Linked DNA regions of Mus musculus: region 2 is linked to region 1. Evidence: chromatin contacts called from ENCODE Hi-C or POLR2A ChIA-PET data. All regions are on one chromosome and are shown on one strand. The core of a region is the stretch at or near the end of the contact, and the rest is flanking DNA. Distances in the headings are between cores, read along the strand shown. Region 1 holds the start of Ift52 (intraflagellar transport 52). Region 2 holds the start of Mybl2 (myeloblastosis oncogene-like 2).

What was found. Hi-C counts contacts between places; a loop is a spot of excess contacts on that map. ChIA-PET counts read pairs that join two places held with the same protein, here RNA polymerase II (POLR2A).
Region 2: a map of T-helper 1 cell shows a loop between it and region 1 (2.0-fold over the local background). The contact joins the promoter of Mybl2 here to the promoter of Ift52 in region 1. A Hi-C loop is called at or near these places in 1 of 37 maps with a recorded cell type or tissue (T-helper 1 cell). POLR2A ChIA-PET finds 5 or more read pairs at or near these places in 3 of 5 experiments (all embryonic stem cell).

Annotation. Positions count from the first base shown.
Region 1 is chr2:163,014,393-163,019,439 of GRCm38, forward strand. Ift52 (intraflagellar transport 52) reads left to right here and starts at 2,961. Exons shown (of 13, transcript NM_172150.5): 1 at 2,961-3,141.
Region 2 is chr2:163,051,677-163,056,723 of GRCm38, forward strand. It overlaps Mybl2 (myeloblastosis oncogene-like 2), which reads left to right and starts at 2,959. Exons shown (of 14, transcript NM_008652.2): 1 at 2,959-3,172. The coding sequence starts at 3,153.

The sequences.
Region 1 (5,047 bases), core at 1,711-4,210:
CCAGTCCCTAGAAGCCTCGAGCTTTCCTTTGAAGATTGCAGTCTTTTAACACACTCCCTTTTTACATAGCTGTCCAAAGTCAGCCTCAGAGCATGTCTCCTGGGCGAGTCGTAGAGCTGATGTTCCTGTCGGTTAGGGGTCTTCTTCCAATGACCCTAAGGGAATGATCACTTCCCCTTTTGTCAACGGAAGAGACAGGGTCAGAGAAACTTTGAGGCTTGAAGGCCACACCACTAACGGGCTGGAATGGTAATCTATATTTGACCTAGGACTCTACCTTGTAACCTTTGGACAGGTCTACTCCTCCCTTAGGCTCTTAGGGCCAAGAATTCTCCTCAAAGATGGGAATAGTGCACATGCCCTGAAAACCAGGGAGGCCGAAGATGTGTGGCTCTGGGAGTTCCAGGGCAGCCTGGTCTACAAAGTGAGTTCCAGGCAGTCAGGGAGATACAATGTGACCATATCTCAAAAATAAAAGTCTCTTAGAATAAAGCAAGAATTGTCTAGAATGAACCAGAAAGTGATCTAGAAGGGTCTTGACGAGACCTTCCCTCCTGATCTGGACCTGGTTATCAAGTTCATGTGCTTTACCGTAAGGACAGAGCTGATCTTGGAGGCCAGTATTCTGGCTAGCTATTAGGCTGTAGGTGTTCAGAATTCATCATTTCAGAAGGTAATGCTGACTAGCCAGACGTGGGCATGTGATGCATGTTCAAGACACTGCCCATGCGCTGTAGATTATTCTGTTTTACTTTAGTTTCTTTCCCACAAACTCCTGGCACACACTTCAGGGTAGCCTCATTAGCTGGCTGGTTTGGGGACAATGGGAGGACTTTTCTTTGAATCAGTGTATGCTGGTGATTTTTACTGACTTTCCCTCTATATTTGGTCCCACTCCTTTCCTCTCAGTTTTGTCCCCTTTGTCCCTTGCCCTAGGAATGAAGAGGGGAGGCAGGGCTCAGGGCTGGGACACATTAAAAACCAAAGAGAACACCTGCAACACTGTTCTATTGGAGATCAAAGCTCAGTCAAGAATTACTATTAAGCTTTGATACGGAAAGAAACTGGTTCTTATCTTTCCTAGTGTGGGTTAACTGCTAGAGGTGAGACACAAGGAGAGGACAAATCTTCCCTCTTACAGGAGGGTGACTGTCCGAAACCTGAACATGCTGCCAGAAGTCCACAATCAGCTGTTCTAAGATTGTAAAGTCACAGAATGCTTCACCAAGATAGAAAATGAACAAGTATACTATGAAACTGACATATATATATATATATATATATATACATATATATATATATATATATATGAATATCCCATTTCAAAATTTGTATTGATGGGGGCTGAAGAGATGGCTCAGAGGTTAAGAGCACTGGCTGCTCTTCCAGAGATCCTGCGTTCAATTCCCAGTAACCACATGGTAGGTCATAACAATATATAATGAGGTCTGGTACCCTCTTCTGGTGTGCAGTCATACATGTAGGCAGAACACTGTATACATAGTGTTCTAAAATATATCCTTTTGAAATTCGTATTTGGCCAGGCGATGGTGGCGCACACCTCCCAGCACTTGGGAGGCAGAGGTAGGCAGATTTCTGAGTCTGAGGCCAGCGTGGTCTACAAAGTGAGTTCCAGGACAGCCAGGGCTACACAGAGAAACCCTGTCTTGAAAAAAAACAAACAGAGCAAGAGAGAGAGAGAGAGAGAGAGAGAGAGAGAGAGAGAGAGAGAGAGATTGAGATTCATATTTGTATGTGTGTGTGTGCGCGCGCGCATAAACATGCCACAGAATACTTGTAGAGGTCAAGAGGACAATTTACAGAAATCGGTTCTCTACTTCGATTATGTGGGACTCGGGGATTTAACTCAGGATGTCAGGCTCAGCCTTTTTACCTGCTGAGCCATCTCAATTCAATCCATAATCCTCATAATAAACCTTTAGAATCTATCCTCAATTTACACGTAGAAAATGCTCCAATTAAGCAGCATGTTCAAGTTCACCAGATACAAGTCATTTCTCAGACACCGGACTTCGGAGCAGCTGACTCTAAAACCCTCAAGCTCCTTCTGCAACTTGGTACAGTGAGAGAACTGCTCCAGGAGCTGCTCCCGGTCTGGTGTCCTGGCACTTCTAGTACACTTACAGTACCGAATGATCCCGTGACTTGCCCAAGTCCAGATCCTGATCATTTGCATCCTTAATTGCACACTTGATCATTTGCATCCTTAATTGCACACTCTATTCAATTCTGCAGCACTCCACTAGAAAAGTTTCCTGGCTGAGACTTAACTCAATGGTACAGCTCACGATGTGGAAGGCTCTGGATTTGATCTTCAGTGGGAGAGAAGAGATCGTTCTCTTTCACACTCTTTCCCACTTTCTAAAATCGTCATAACCACAGTCGTGAAAAGTGCCTTAAAACTTGTGTATTTTAATATCCTTAACGCATACTGCTCTGTATTAAGACATAGATGAAAATAAAAACTGCTGAGCTTCCTACATGTGCCTGCTCCAAGTTTTGAGGCTGCAGAGGCTTTGACTACAAAGCCACAGACAGCCCTCTCTCAGTGAAGCCTCTGCGGAAGCAAGCGTGTTTCCCGTTTCCATGGCAACCGTTGGCCCAAGCCAGTACCTCTTCCCGAAACGCTTCCCCAGCTCCACAATAGTACTACATCTCCGGCGCGTCACCACTCCCTACCCCAGCTTCTACTTCTAAATTTTGGTAAGACCTGGCATTTTAGGTCTCCTGATCGCTACCCGGCAAGAGCCTGCCCGGAACCTGCGTCCAGGCCAGGCCGGGGCGTGGCTTGCCGCAGCAGTCCCCGCCCATAGGCAGGCCGGAATTCCCGGCCTGGGGACCTACCATCTTATTGGTCTTTAATAGCAGTTGCTAGCAAATGAACAATATAGGTTCCCTATTAAAAAGTGACTCCTTCAGTTTGGATACAGTCTTTACCGGGAAACGGGCCAGCCCAGCGCTAGCCCCGAACCCCTACCCAACAGCCCCCAGCGTCCGCAGCCACCAGACACAGCACGTCTGTCGCGCTGTCGTCATCACGCCACGACGGAAGTCACTCGGGGCCCGGAGCCACGCCTTCTCGGCGCGCGGCCTTGGATACCTGGCGGCCTCTGGCCTCAGGTAAGGAGAGGTCGGGTTGTGCGGGCCGCCAGGTCGTTGGTCTGGCTGGAGACGATGACGGCCTCGCCATGCCGCTCTGGAGACCCCTAGGCCAGCCTTGTGGGAATCCCGAGGTCGGCAGAGGTAAACTGAGGACGCGGAAGTGGGCTGGGAACTGGTCCTGGCGATGATGTAGAATTTCTAGCTCCTCGGACTGCGCGGATTTGTCGTAGTCCTGTAGAATATGAAAAAACCTAGGATGGGGAGCCATCAAATCAGACTCAGCTATCGTTGCAACCACGCTTGGTGTTTTTCGTCACTTTGGCAAAATTTAGTATACCATGTTAGATTATTGAAGAAAAAATAAGAGAATGGTTGGGCAGTGCTACCCAAATATTGTTTCAATATTCTTATTATTACCGATTTTTAAACCTTATCCTATTCTTAGGGAAACTCATTTCTAATTCTAATAGGACAGGACCCCAGATCTACTGCTCCTTCAGAAGGAGGTGGTGGGGTTAAACTACAGTAAACTGTTACCTCGAAGTGTATTCTTCCGTTAAGAGCAATTCAGTACTCAGAGAAGGGTATTCACTTTTCCCAGAAATCTGCTCCCACCCCAAATACGTCTCAAAAGCAGAAAAATATAAATCTCAGTACTGTGATGTTTGGGTTCTTTGTGGCACCGTGTAGTAATAGGTCAATATCACTAACATGATCGTTGTGACGTTCTAATCAGGAAACTGGAGAAGGCAGAGTACAGCATTGTAGGTACACAAAATGAAAACAAGCATGTTCAAGTACAGCTCTGTTAGCCGGCTGTGATGGCACACACCTTTAACCCCAGCTTGGTCTACAGAGAGAGTGACAGTGCTACACAGGAGGAACACTGTCTCGAAAAACCATAAATAAATAAACAAAGAAAGAAAGAAAACCGGCTGGTGAGATGGCTCAGTGGGTAAGAGCACCTGACTGCTCTTCCGAAGGTCCAGAGTTCAAATCCCAGCAACCACATGGTGGCTCACAACCATCCGTAACAAGATCTGACTCCCTCTTCTGGTGTGTCTGAAGACAGCTACAGTGTATTTACATATAATAAATAAATAAATCTTTAAAAAAAAAAAAGAAAGAAAACAAGCAAAAAAATAGCCGTGTCATGTGAAGTCAACATGACAAAATGTTTTCAATTTCATTGAAGGGGTTAAGGCTGCAGCTTAGTTAATAGACTGCCTGCATGAGACCCTGGGTGTCTGCCTGGTCCTCAGAACAGGGAAAAAAAAAAAAAAGTCATTTGAGAGGCAGCGGCATGGCGGCAATGTGCCTGTAATCCCAGCACCCAGGAAACTAAGGCAAGACATTAAAGAGTTCAAGGCCGTCCTCCACTGCACAGTGCATTAGAGGCGAACCTAGATTATAGGAGATTGTCTCAGAAGAAACAGTATATTGAAGGTCTCTCCTATCAGCTCTTAAAACATGGATTGGAATTGTGCAGTCGCCTAGTAATTTAGGTAAAAAACAATGGTACCCAATATGAGCATCAGAGTAGTTTCAAATGGACCAAAAATAGTTTATATATATATATATATTTCTTTTTTATTTACATTTGTTTGTTGTGTGTATGTGGTACTGAGTGCTCATGGAAGAGAAAGGACGTCATCCTATGGGTGTTTCAGGCTTGGGGGCAAAGTGTCTGCAACTACTGAGCCATCTCTTCAATCTACAAGTGGACGTAAATTTCAGTGTTAAAAAATTATATCATAGGGCTGAAGAAATGGCTCAGTAGTTATAAAAACACTGGCTGTTCTTCCAGAGGACCCAGCTTCAAATCCCAGTACCCAGTACACATGGCAGTTTACAACTTCTGTAACTGCAGGGATTGGACACCTTTATACACATAGACATACACTTTGGCAAAACACCAATGCAC
Region 2 (5,047 bases), core at 1,709-4,208, 37 kb after region 1:
ATAGATTTTCAAATCTTTCTCCTCCCTGCTAAGCTATGGGTGTTCTTTGTCATTCCCTACATTGTCCACTCTGCCAGTTCCTAAATAACCCAACTCTATAGAGCTGAAAGTGACCTGATTGGGTAGGTGCACGCAGCTTCCTTCTGCCAGCCCAGCACCTGTGTGATCAGTGCAGTTTACTGAATGGCTTTTTGTCTTAGTTTGCTTAGTGGGTGGAGCTTGTTTATAGGTTGGTTGCCTGGCAGGCAAAGGCCCAGAGTTTGAAGTGTGGCCCTACAAAGCAAAGCAAAACCAAAACAAAAGTTGCTCAGTAGATGGATGCTGGGACTCTGGACACAGGCAGGTGATCCTACTTATTATTTACCATCAGTCAATAACTTTGTGTCCTTCTTGTTGCTAGGCCAAGAGTATTTTAACAAGATTTGATCTTTGTCTTCTTGACAAAGGAATAGCCTTGATTTGGAAGCCCAGGACAGATAATTGAATGGCTAAATGACTAGAGCCTTTCCTTCCCAAGAAGGTACTTCCAGGCCCCCTCCCCCAATGCAATTCTGTTATCCGTTCTGAGCCGAGAGACCACTCCCAGGTTTGACTGCCCCGGGATTCTAGGAATGCTCTCCCCAGGGGTTATGTGTTGACTTGCTGATAACTAGAGGACACACTGGTGGAGGTCACCAGATTCCTTGTGACACTGGAGTGACCTTGCTGCCCCAACCCTGATCTCCAGGCTCCTCTAGCTCTGGTGTCCTGTTTAACTGGCTCCAGTTTCTGGTCCCATGTGGACTCCGCATCTGCTCTCTGCATTTTGCCTCAGGCACTTACCTTGTGCAAATTTCTAGGCCCTGCTTTTGCTCACAAGGAGATTGGTAATCTGAGGGAGTGTGTGTGCAGCCTGCGGAGCAGCTTCTTGGACTTCAGAGGGCAAGTGTGAAGACAGGTAAAGGCAGAATATAATCATAGGACCAGCAGAAAGGCTACAGGGGTTGAGTAAGGCATGTAGGGTGGCCTAGGTCTACCCTCAGCAACAAAAGCCACCTAACAGTGATATAATACTTATATGTGCCTTATACATATTCATGTACTTGTATTGCTTAGAGTTAAAGGTTTGTACACAGTACCCCAAAATAAAGTGTAGGAGAAAATAATCTCCCACTTCTCCAACATGCTTTGACCTGGTTATTCTGCAGGGACTATAGACAAGGAAATAACTTTGCAAGGCAGTCCTTTTGTAAAAGAAATTTACATTTGTAAAGGAAATCTGCGTTAGCCTGCATTCTGTACTAGGAACCGGCTGATGCCTATATCTTTCTTTTAACTGGGAGACTTTTATCTGCATGACAAGACCACCTGTTTGCCACATAATTCCTTTCCTTATCCCTAGTTAGCTTGTGTCACCACCATTCCTACAGAAGTCCTTGGACCTCATTCCTTTTTGTACCCCAGGAAGCTTCAAACGTCTGAGCCTTTGTATGATGTCATTATTTTACAGGACTCCAATGGATATGCAAGTAATTAAACCTGAGTTTCCTCCCGTTAATCTATTTCCTATCCATTTAATTTGCAAACAAGCCAAAGATGCTAGGAGGAAAGCCATTTGCCCTTTCCTTACCCCTTTCCTTACTATAAACTCTAGAACTACAGTTTGGGGAAGTCAGTGCCTCAGTTTCTCCATCTGCTATCGGGTAATACAAGCATATAACTCATTGGGTTGTTATGAAGATCAAAGGTTTCTATGAACTGTTTTTGTAGGTGAGGAAGCAGGCATGGAGAAGTTTGATAATTTGAGATAATGGAACTAGGGAAAGGTAGGCTGGGAATCACCCCCGAGGAGATCTCACTGTAAAGCACACTAGCCGTGAAGAGCAGCGATCCACATGAACTCCTTTGAAGGGAGAGGGGTGGGGGGAAGCCTTGAATTAAGCCAGGTGAAAACTTGTAGCTTTCAAGTCTTCATCCTTCTGTAGTAAATGAAGTTTTCGGAGTTGTACTGTCTAAAAGGGGCCAGCAGTTTTTGGAAAGAGATCTGAGGCCTGAGCCTAAAGGGCATTTGGCTGGGGTTCTTCCAGGCTCCTATCCTTTCAGGGAGTCCCAGTAAGATGACACTCAGTTTTTAGGTAGTAAATGACAACCTGAAAGAGACAACCCTTGCCATCAGAAATTGAACGTAAGCCAACAAGCCTTCCCCCTGGGCTTAATACATTTCCTAGGAAAGGCTGCTGGGATCCCAGAATGCTCACAGTTCAGCAGAGGAAATGCGCACAAATGCAAGCAGATGGGCAGGAGACCCCAGTCGGGGAAGATGTGGGGAGTTCCTGGTCCAAATACGGCCCAAGCAAAAGCTGCAAGACTTAATTTCGCCTCTCTGTGTCTTGGCGTGGTGATCTGGAAGGCCGTTACTAAATGGAGTTACAAAGATTTAACCCGGACAGAAGAGAGGTTTAAGTTTGGTGAGAGAAATGTTGGGATTTTGAGCTGGGTCTCTCTGAGGCAGCTGAAGAAGCAAGAGGCTTGCAAAGGAAAAGATACAAACCCAGTCAAAGGGAGCATGGGGGCTCTAGGGATAGTGGCTTGGACCGTCCCAAGCAGTGACAATTTGGGCGGGAAGTTTCTCCTATTCAGTTCTTCCAGTCTTTGCTATGTGTGTGGCTCGGGGTCTATCTAAGATTCACACAGAGCCAGGCCTCGCGCCTCATTGAATCCCTAAGGTAGGTGTATCTGGACACAGTAGATTGCCAACTAACAGAGCATCTGCCCGCTTGCACATTCGGTTTCTGCCCTCCGGTAAACCACTCCCCTCTTCCCCATGCTTGGGCTCCGCCCCTACAGTAGGCCCCTCCTAGGGTTCTGGCGCGCGGGCTCCGCCCCTCGTGTCTTGTACGCTTCGCCCCTTCCGTATGCTCCGCCCCTGCGCTCGCGCGCCAGGGCCGGGCGGCGCCGACGCACTTGGCGGGAGATAGGAAAGTGGTTCTGTGCGCTCCCTAGGCAGCTGCAGTTCCTGGGAACGTGCGACCAGACCTGCAGACACGCTGACGCCTGAGAGCACCGCCTGGGGCCCGGAGCGGCTCGAGCAGCCTGAGTCCTGACCCCGGCCCGGCTCCCGCTCCGGGCTCGGCCGGCGGGCGTAAGGGTGCGGCGGGGTCCGGGCCGGGGGGATGTCTCGGCGGACGCGCTGGTGAGAGGCTGCGGGCGCGCTGGGGTCCTCTCCCTTCTCCTTGGGTCGGCAAGCGTGAGATGGGGATCCCCGGGAGAAATGCACCCTGCGCCGCCCGATGCAGGGGCGCGCGCCACGTTAAGAGGCTATCGGGACCCCCTCGCTCGGTTCCTGGGCCTCCTGGGCCCGGGAGTCTGAAAGCGCGGGTTCCCCCTCTAGACCGGGTCCCAGCCCTGGGTGAGGTCCATCATCTCCCGCCTAATTGCAGGGTGGGGAAGGAAGGCTGTCGCTCGCGGTGTCAGCTGGAGGCCCATTACTGGGTAGGGAGAATGTCTCCCCTTGTCGCAGCGAGTGGAAGGCAGAAGCCTGGGAGACACTTGTCGATCAAGAGTGGCTCGAATTTGCTGGCGTTCCTTTCTTGTTAGCATTCCGGGAAGCACAAAGCCCCTGGGCCCTCCGCGGGATGCGAGACGGGGAATTCGTTGTCTCATGGGGTTTCGGCGGCCGGTTCGGTTTGGTTTCAGAAGCCTTCTTCCTGTCCCACGCTAGTTTTGGGCAGTTGGGGATGAGTAAAGACTATTGGTGTGCAACGAGACTGCTCTGCTAGCAGCCTCTGAGCCAAAGGCAGGAACTGGGTTTCCCTCTTAGTTCCCTAGAGGTTAGGTGGCTGGGTCAAGTCTGGACTTTTGGGACACCTGTGTATCTGGGGCCTAATCGCGGGGCTTTCCAGCCTTTCTAAGGCGTGGGATAATTGGGTTCTGCTGTGTTCCTTCTGGGTCTTTCCAATTCAGAACGCCTTTCCACCGTCTTCAGATGGCCGAACCTGGCCTAGGATGAAGATAAGGCACAGAGATGCCTGCTTGCTTACTTGCAGAGTTCTTCGTGGCTGGGTTGGGTATTGGTTTGGTCTGTGGGTGCTGATCAGGGTGGCTTCCCATGCCCCGGTGTCTAGGACAGTTCAGTGCCCAGGAAGGGCATCTGGAAGTACTAATCCCAGAGCCCCGGGCTTATCTGAGGGTCTCTTTTGTGAAGTGTGGACTCTGTGCCCCTGCATCCTCACGAGCCTTTCTCTGCCACATGGTGTGACTCCCTGTACCCCAGTGGCCCACTTCCCTCTTGGCCTCTGACTCACCTTTCCCTGGAGCATAGCCCAGAACGTACAAGGGCAAGAGAAAGGGTATGTGTATATACAAAAGTGTGACTTTTCTTTAAACAGCACACTGGCCTCTGCTTTTCATGCTACGGTTCCTAGGGAGGTTAGGGTGTAAAAATGTGGAGCTTGGTGTGACATAATCGTTGTCGGCCTCACTTTTCCCGTCTGTTAAATGGAGCCCTTGAGAATGCGCAAGAAGGTGTGTGACTGATGGATACTCCCATCTGTTTAATAGTGTGACCATGCCGGGTAGCAGCAACACATGTCTTTAATCACAGCACTCAGGCAGGTGAATCTCTTCAGTATACAGGACAGCATGGTTTGCAGAGTGAGTTCCAGGGCAGCCAAGGCAACATAGAGATACCTATCTCAAAGGACCCCCGCCCTCCAAATACTGTCACTATTACACAGCACTGAGGCTTCAGGCTCTCTTACACAGAGCCTTTTCCCTAGGACACCGGCTGAGCTTCTAATAGAATCTGGGCCTCGTGCTGGGTTTTGGAGAAGCAAACTCAACTGATAATGTTTAGTAGATTTTGCCTCCTGCTTTACAATGGTAGGTGGGGCGTGCATTGGGTCAGCACTGACAATACAAATCTGCTTTCTGGATTCTGTGACGCGTATTGCTAGGCTTAGGAACTTCTTTTCGTTTTCGTCGGGATTTTTTTTTAGAATTGTTTCGTAGGCAGCATCTTTGCAAGTATCCATTCATTCACAAATCCACTCCTTCCCTGGGCAAATAT